Regions from separate parts of the Homo sapiens genome. Here region 1 is linked to region 2. A link is a contact called in ENCODE Hi-C or POLR2A ChIA-PET data. All regions are on one chromosome and are shown on one strand. Each heading gives the region's core, a stretch centred on a gene start or an enhancer-like site at or near the end of the contact. The rest is flanking DNA. Distances are from core to core; before and after follow the strand shown.

Evidence for each region. Hi-C counts contacts between places; a loop is a spot of excess contacts on that map. ChIA-PET counts read pairs that join two places held with the same protein, here RNA polymerase II (POLR2A). Pooled maps may share reads with other maps.
Region 1: a pooled map shows a loop between it and region 2 (2.5-fold over the local background). The contact joins two enhancer-like sites. A Hi-C loop is called at or near these places in 6 of 50 pooled maps. POLR2A ChIA-PET finds 5 or more read pairs at or near these places in 2 of 52 experiments (H1 and MCF 10A).

What each region holds. Positions count from the first base shown.
Region 1 is chr6:2,102,407-2,106,880 of GRCh38, forward strand. All of the region lies in intron 4 of GMDS (GDP-mannose 4,6-dehydratase), which reads right to left. Among named protein-coding and RNA genes, the nearest start is that of GMDS, 140 kb to the right of the region's middle. Within about 2 kb of position 2,010, at least 4 of the 41 ENCODE cell types and tissues checked have a DNase peak (open chromatin) inside an H3K27ac peak, as active enhancers do.
Region 2 is chr6:2,026,536-2,030,737 of GRCh38, forward strand. All of the region lies in intron 4 of GMDS (GDP-mannose 4,6-dehydratase), which reads right to left. Among named protein-coding and RNA genes, the nearest start is that of GMDS, 220 kb to the right of the region's middle. Within about 2 kb of position 2,181, at least 2 of the 41 ENCODE cell types and tissues checked have a DNase peak (open chromatin) inside an H3K27ac peak, as active enhancers do.

The DNA.
Region 1 (4,474 bases), core at 760-3,259, 76 kb after region 2:
GTTTTAAAACAATATTCTTCAGTTAGTAAGCAACACAAATCACTTAGATTTGCCTGCTTGAGACACGATTCTTTTGAAACCAAGCAATTGAAGGAAATGGTGTTGCAATACTGTCCGTTTAATGAAAACCGTGGCAGTGAAAAGGTCACATAAATAATCTGCACGATGTTATTGCATTAAGAAAGTCACAGTCTAAATCTAATGCCTGCCAAAGAGGGGCTAAAAGTGTAAAAGAAAAAGTACGCAGTCACCTGCAAAACATATTATATTCTGATTAAAAGCTGTTTTTAAACAACCTTTTAATCTAAAACCCATTTGCTATCTCAAAAATGACCTATAAAGAAATGTTTATGTAATTGTGACTAATTCAATTATCTTACACCCTGGTTTTAAGAAATATATGATAATGAAAGTTCAACTTATAAAATTCCATTTAATTAAATTAAAAATTCACAAAATTGCAAGATTATGTGTTTAGACATCAGAATTTTCTTTGTCCTTGTTTTCAAACCGCCTACACTACTAAAAATATTAGGGTAACACAGATAATATCTGTGCATACAAACTGAAGTTAACACAGTAGACTGCTTAAAACAGAAAAACTACATACATATCTTCTTTTTCTACTGATATGACAGAGTATAACCAATTAATCATTAATAAGTAACAAGCAACAGCCAGAATATGTTTAATGCTTCATTAAAACAACATTGAGGCCCATTACAGTACACAGCGTACGATGCTGGAAACCACCTTATACCCTCGCAAACCGCATTCCCTTCTAACCTCATTTGGGGGAAGCAGCTAGAGGATGAATGGCAATATGCTCTCAAGTAAGCTTTTATTAAGTATGAGAAATAAATTATATTAAGTGTTATTTTTTGAACTCAGAAATGAGGGAAGGGGTTGTTAAGATATCAAATTTACTAAGAAAATAATTATGTCAGAAATAACGTTGCTGTCACAAGAGAGACTTGCCAGATACTGCTTTTAAGCACGTTGTTATACACACCTTTAGAATAAATTTTGTGACCCAGAGATTAGTCTGTGGTACTAAAATTCCTGAGAGTAGACCAGAAAAAAAATAGAGGGTAGGAGAAATGTTTTCCTAAACAATGTTAGCATTACTCTAGTGGCATTAAGAAGCCCTTATTTCGTTTATAATTAGTAAGATACTGAGGTGATGGGATTGTTAAGGACATGTTACAAATTGCTTTTCTACAACTCACTTCCGAATCTCAGTTTCTACTAAATATGATTCTACTTCATTAGATCCTCATGACTGTGATCTCACCAAATGCAATTCTAAAACTTGAAAATTACCTTGGAAATTTGTGAGAAGCCACAGAAAGGTCCTCGGAAGCACACACATATTAAATATTAATTATAATGATGACTGTCATCTTTTATAGTGATTATGTCATTATTTAGGAATGTTAATTAAGACATAAAATGACTTGTTAATAGCAAATGCATTCTTAAGCAATATATTTGTGCTTGTGCACTTAACAGCAAACCCAGTATGGGGACTGAACCATAATAGACTACAGTTCTATTTTCTAAAATGCTGACATTTGAGCAAACGTTCCCAGGGAATGTTTGCCTGATTCGTGGACTGACATTTCCTCTTTGTAACTTGCTTAACTAAAGAGGAGACATGCAGGCCAAACTCCACAGTGCCCGCAGGCAGCAGGCTATTGCTTGCCGCTGCAACTTGTGCGTGGTTTCTCTTTTACTTCCCTCTGGCCCTACTGCCCCTCAGCCCTTCACTGTCTCTTTATTTTGACATGCATATTATCTTAGCTGATTTCAATCATCTTACAGGAGTGGATGACATACCTTAAAAGATTAAGCTTCCCCACCTGGGATTTGTCCAGAAATTCAGTGTATTACAGCTTCTCAGAGCCTTCTTCGTTCTCCTATATTCTTGTGTTATCAATAGTAGCTTTCTTTCTTATTTTATGTTTAAGTATGAGACACAGGCAGCTATGCTGATGGAGTCAGTTTGTACTGTCACTCATCTTTCACTACAACTGCAAGGTTCACTTCCTTTGTCTAATTCTTTGCTGCCATCTATGTGTATAAAAGAGCACAACATTCTTAAACACACCAGAAACTTCCTCAGTTTCAAAAACAATCATGTCTCTAATCTAGAGGGATGAAGAAGGAAGCTTTAGGGATAATTTGCTTCCCTACACAAACGTAAAGCTTATTGGAAATTTCCATTTCTTTCTCTGTGAAGCAAATTTATAAAACTGAAAAATGACTGAAGTTACATTATTTAACATAATATTATTGAACATAACCAATAGATTTTTTCCATTATTGCTGCTGATAAATTTTAATTTGGCAAATTTGATGAACTTATGCTTGAAAAACAAAAGTTGAAATTTTAAGTCACTTAAGTAAATAATTCCAATAAGATAAATTAATTTTTGCTAAATTGCAATCTAAATATCTTGCCAAATGATAGAGTGAAATGATCACTAAACCTAACCGGGTGCGGTGGCTCACGCCTATAATCCCAGCACTTTGGGAGGCTGAGGCGGGCAGATCACAAAGTCAGGAGATCGAGACCATCCTGGCTAACATGGTGAAACCCCGTCTCTACCAAAAACACAAAAAATTAGCCAGGTGTGGTGGCAGGCACCTGTAGTCCCAGCGACTCGGGAGGCTGAGGCTGGAGAATGGCGTGAACCCGGGAGGCGGAGCTTGCAGTGAGCGGAGATCACGCCACTGCACTCCAGCCTGGGTGACAGAGCGAGACTCCGTCTCAAAAAAAAAAAAAAAAAAAAAAAGAAATGATCACTAAACCAAAACACTTTCCTAATATTTAATATAAAGCAAATGCAAAGCAAACAGATGAAAAAATTATTTACACACATTATGTAAACAACCAATAACTCAAATATTGTGACATAATAATCGACTAACTTCTGTCAAATATTCAAACACTTCTTCTCTAGGGAAGATGGAGAAATGTATCAGACCACACTAAAGAGCCTCTCAGCCTCCCCTTTAGGACTGACCATACTGGCTCTGAATTGTCCTAAGATAAGTTAGTGTCAAACAAACAAATAGAAAGGCACTCTAGTGTGAGCCATATGGGAATGTTACAACAAACAAAAAAACCCTGTCCCCTACACCATGTAACAATTAATCCATGCACTCAGGGTAAAGACTGGTTATTTACCATCAGTACTAATAATGTGGGTTGACAGTCTTGAAGAATGTCCTAAAAGGTTTATTTTGTCAATACCACTAATTTCTAAAAGACTTTACTGTTATATACTAAAAAAATAAAAACCTGGCACCAATGAAATATATGGAATGGGAGTAGAAAAGAAACTCAGGAACAGGTTTTTTTACCCTGATATACCAAACAGCATAAGAAGTGCGAAACTGCTGCCTCTTCTCTATCAGCTCCCATTTAGAATAACTGCATAATTGCTATCAACACAATACTCCTCTTCTCTGGCAAACATTTCACTTTAATTATCAACACTAGAACCGTACACAAGTTGAGCTAACCTTTCAGGGTGCAACATTTTCTAAAGAATCAGTCTCTTAACGATAAACTGTTAACGGAGCTGTAACATGCCAAACCAAGGCTTGATGTGCGGTTTCTTATAAATAAAGCAAATCTAAATTCGCTGTGGATTACACTTTAAATTAACATTTCCAAACTAGGAACATACTCTGCCATTTTTCAAAGAGTAAAAGTGATACCTACTAATCACTCATCTTCGATCTTAGACATTTTTCAAAAAATAGAAATCTGATACATTCAAACCATTTTCATATGATTTATTTCTTGCTGGCACTGGTAAGGTATCCAATTAATGATTTACAGTACAAAGTAGCAGAAAAAATTCTTACGCATTACATTTTTTGAACTAGAAAAGATTTCATTTTATTTTACCGTACTAACTTTAAGGATCCAACTTTAACAAGGCAAATTTTATAAACTCCGCCATATGTAAGGATAAAGTAGAAATCATATTTAATATCAAGCTTTACTATGTATTTTAAAAGAGGTATTAAGTCTAATTTTTTTAAATATACATACAAATTTTGGGGGCGGGGGAGATACATTATGGTATTAAACAAAGTATCATTTATGTCTTCACCTTAATTTATGTAAATTACATACTGTAATCTAATCAAGAATCCTGGCTGGGCAAGGTGGCTCATACCTGTAATCCTAGCACTTTGGGAGGCCAAGGCAGGTGGATCACCTGAGGTCAGGAGATGGAGACCGGCCTGGCCAACATGGTGAAACCCTGTCTCTACTAAAAATACAAAAATTAGCTGAGCGTGGTGGTGGGCACCTGTAATCACAGCTACTCGGGAGGCTGAGGCAGGAGAATTGCTTCAACTCAGGAGACAGAGATTGCAGTGAGCCAATATGGTGCCACTGCACTCCAGCCTGGGCGACAGAGCGAGACTCTGTCTCAAAAAAAGAAAAAAAAAA
Region 2 (4,202 bases), core at 931-3,430:
ATTTTCTACGTCACTGGCCATAGACAGAAACTTGTTGTGAATCTCAGTTTTGTAATTTGTACATGTTATCAGAAAAATTGTTTTAATTTTAGCATGAACATTTCCTAAAGTGCTCACAGCCACTCTCAAAACTTCCTGGGAATTCCTCCCAGTGCCTGGTTTGGATAATGCTGATGGATACAGAGCAAAGTGAACTTCATAGAACCCAGTGTCTGTGGATGAGGCAGCCAGCTGCCAGAGCAATAGAGAAGTGGGATGTCAGTGCATATTAATCAAGCCGAAATTATATACTTTGTAACTTGACTATTACAGCTTCATTAGTTTATTGAATATTGCCCACATGAAGACCTTTGTACTAATTCTGAGATGTTACCAAGAAATAGGAAATGAGGTAAATACATTTTCCAAGGAACACAGATCATATAAGAAATAATAATATCAAAGAAAATATACCAAAAAATCCCCCAGAAATTATGGAATACATTTTAGCATGTACATAATCAAAAGCATAATGGTAAACTAAGAACAGGAACCAGAGAATATAGTTTGAAACAAGATCATTGTGTCTAAATGGCTCCATGAAGAAGAGGACCCTGGCTGGTACTCTGGAAGTTGTAGCATTCTGATCTTATGAAGCGAGGGAGAATGAAGTCCTTGGAGAAAAACGTGGAACAGGTGGACACAGCCAGAGGAAGGAGCGAACACATTTTGGGCAAGGACATTCTCTGTGTGAGACTGGCTGCATGGGCAGAACAAGTGAAGGTAATGGGAGAAAAAAGGCAGCCAGATATAGAGAGATTCACAGGTAGAAAGCTCTGCAACCCAGGGCTTAATTAATATTTTCTTTTCCTTTGAGTTTAGCATGCTCAGAAAGGGGCTAAGGTGATTTTATTTTAAAGCAGGGAATTTGAAAGATTTTTATTTGAATATATAAAATATGCAGAGATGGAGGGAGAAATTCTTGCAAGTCCAGGAGAAAAGTGTTAGGGTTTGGAATAGGAAGAGAAATCATCAACATAATGATAAGCATATTTGGCAGGAGTGAGAAACAACAGCAGAACTTACTGCTCTATGAACATGGCAGCTAAAGGCAAGGAAGATTCTTCCAGAAACAAATGTAAGGAAATAGCAGAGTACAAGACAGTTATTAGAAAACAGGGTAAATAGCATGTAATAATACAGACACAGCAAGAAGCCATAAATTTACATTTCATAAAGTTTATGAAAAGTTTTTATTAAAAATATATTTTTAACGGAAAGTAAAAACTTCACAAAATGATCTGCAAAATTTGAACATGTACAGTAGAAGAAAATGGAGGTTTTGTCATATTAATCAAATTGGCTTTCTATCATGATACAATATATAAACTCATTGCCACTGCAGAGTCCTGTTCTTCTACACTTTTGGACTCTTAAAAAAATTCTAGTGTCTATAGTTCTTTGAACAAAGGTTTAAAAAAAGCTTCAAAACTTTAAAGAAAAACAGAACTCTTGGCGAAAGCTACTATTAAAGGGCCCGCCTTAAAAAAATCTAGCTTGTAAAACAATATCTTACATATTTCAATGAATTCTGATTTAGATCTCCATTTTAGCTTCTTTGAACAAACATCTTTATGTGTAAAATGAATACTTTTGTTCACACAAACAGCGCCTCATTCCATTTAGTTTAATTCATAAGACTGCTTAGCATATGACATTGATATAAACTCACCTTATAAGATTAAAAGAAGCACAGACAAGTTCACTTAAGTTAAATATGTTTTAAGTTTCTCTAAGTGAAGAAAAGCTAAACACATTTTTAAACCCTAAATCATTTAGCTTCTGCAATTATCTCATCTACCAGAACTCTAAAATCAATTTGACTGGACTTTCATTTATGCTTTATAATAGGAAAAAATGACACATTTCCAAATTTAATTAACCAAAACAAAAATTCTTAGGACACCCCATGTAATTCTGAGTGGACTAAACAATACATCTTCGTCGCTCAGGACAAAAGGTCATTTGGAAGGGATGTACCTTTAAGGGTTTACAAAGGCTTGATCTTCAGTCTTGTAACGAAAGAGGAAGCACATCTCAGCAGAGGAAGGATGCCCACTTTAAATAAGGAAATGGGCTTGCAGGATGCACACATGCTGCTTTCTATTAATGATAAGCACAGTCTACAAAAAGAGCCTCAGAATGCTTTAACTTTCATGTAGAATACCTGCAGAGAATGTCTAACATAAACAAAACGACAAGTAATGTGTCCACTCACCGTTTTATGAAATGATTTATGTGTTCATAATAGAGGCTAGTAAATACTAACGACTATATTCCAGTTAACAGCTGTAATTACTGGTGTGATGATTGTATGCCAGGATCCATGCCAATAATGTTTTGGGAGCAAAGCATACTTTAGGGGTTTATGAGGATGATTATACAAGATAGATGGCTCTGCTGGGTGATTTTTTTTCTTTCTTTCTTTTTTTTTTAACCAGAGGGAATGAGATGGCAGAAATTAAGACCTTTACCATACCTTTTTTAAAAAATAGATAATTATATATGTTTAAGAACTGGAAAGCATTTTGTTAAAGTTTAATCTCTTTCAAGACAGAAAGTAAATCCAATCAAAATCCCAGCAAATATTAATCTAAATTTAATTGTGGACATCACCTTTTGGCTTCTTCCATCTCTGCCTGTGTCTGTGTGTGTCTGTCTCTCACACACATATATTTACACACACACCCTAACCAGATATTTTGCAACTACATTAAAATAAATCATAACCTTTATTTAATTACTCAGCAGGTGACTGTCCGGTTTGTCAACCTGCCCTGTCTCTGACTCCCCTCAAATTCCTTCTCACCACCTATCAGTAATCCTTGGGGCATTCTGCTATTTCTTAACACCTCAACTAAGAGATATTAAAAGCAGATAAATTATCTACCTGGCAAAAATTTACTGCAAATTGTCCAGGGTATTGGTAATTTCCCAGAATTATGTCTGCATTGACAGGACAGTTTTGCCAACTGCACCTGCAGTCCAGCCCAACCTCTCCTCCCAGTATAAGTGGCAAACTTAAAAAGGCTGGAAACACTTTGCTCATTTTACAAGACTTGTGTCAGGCATCACTTCTATTATGAAATAATCTTGAATTGTGTTCTGGAGGGATCTGGGGCCAACCCCATGCTGGATCACATAAGTCTTACTAAGTGTATGCTTGGATTCCATGTGTCACCCCAAAAGAAAAGCTTATCTTTAACAAATTTATTTAAAATTTTGACATCAAAATATTCCAAAGAAATATTTTGAAGAAGGTACTTTAATTTAAATATAAATTTAAATTTTGTGTCATTTTGAATTATATATTGGGGTGTACAGGAGCAGCATGTAATACTATCTTCTGTGCTGGGGGCCTCCTAAGGATTTTACTCGGTCCTAGTCAAACCTCTACAATAAAAACAGATAGCATGCATTACATCCAACTCGTGAACTGCCTTTCTCCCAGTGATATGAAGACAGTCCAGAGAAGGGGGCAGGTTGGAGGAGGAGGGAAGCGGGTGCCCACACAGAGATCAACACACAGCCCATGTGGTTCCCACAGCATGCTCTGCACAACCAGACAGATCCATCACTGCTGGTTACTGTCCATCTCCTCCACAAGAGTCTGTGGGTTTGGTCTTTGCAAGATCATTTCGAAATTAAAAGTGGACAAAGATAATATATGCCCACATCTTCTTAAAGTATGTGTGGGGGTGGTGCATGGGAACACCTGTGTCAAATTTGTGATGCTGGAGAGCCAAGAAAAAGATAAGGGAGGCAAATCTGAATCTGGTGGTTGTAAAGCACCTGGAGGAAATTTTGCTGTTCTTTCTCCAGCATCTGCGAATTTGTAGGACGAGGTTAAGAGGGAGCACACAACTTCCAATGTTGTCCCAACTTCTATTTTACATGGACCTTGCTCCCTACATAAAATGCATATAAAACCCTTTCTTATTTAAATTTCCCAAGGATTTGCAGCAGTTTGTACAACACATTTGGCCACAGTAAGTCTCAGGGCTCTAAATGACCTCTGGGGATGAATGACATGTGCACACAGAAGAATTTATAAGACTCACTCTATAACAGTTCCTTTGGAACTATTACTTTCTGAGGGTGAAGGTAACAGATTTTTTTTAAGTAGTACAGTTGACAAACTATGCATTGGCTCCAAACAAGGC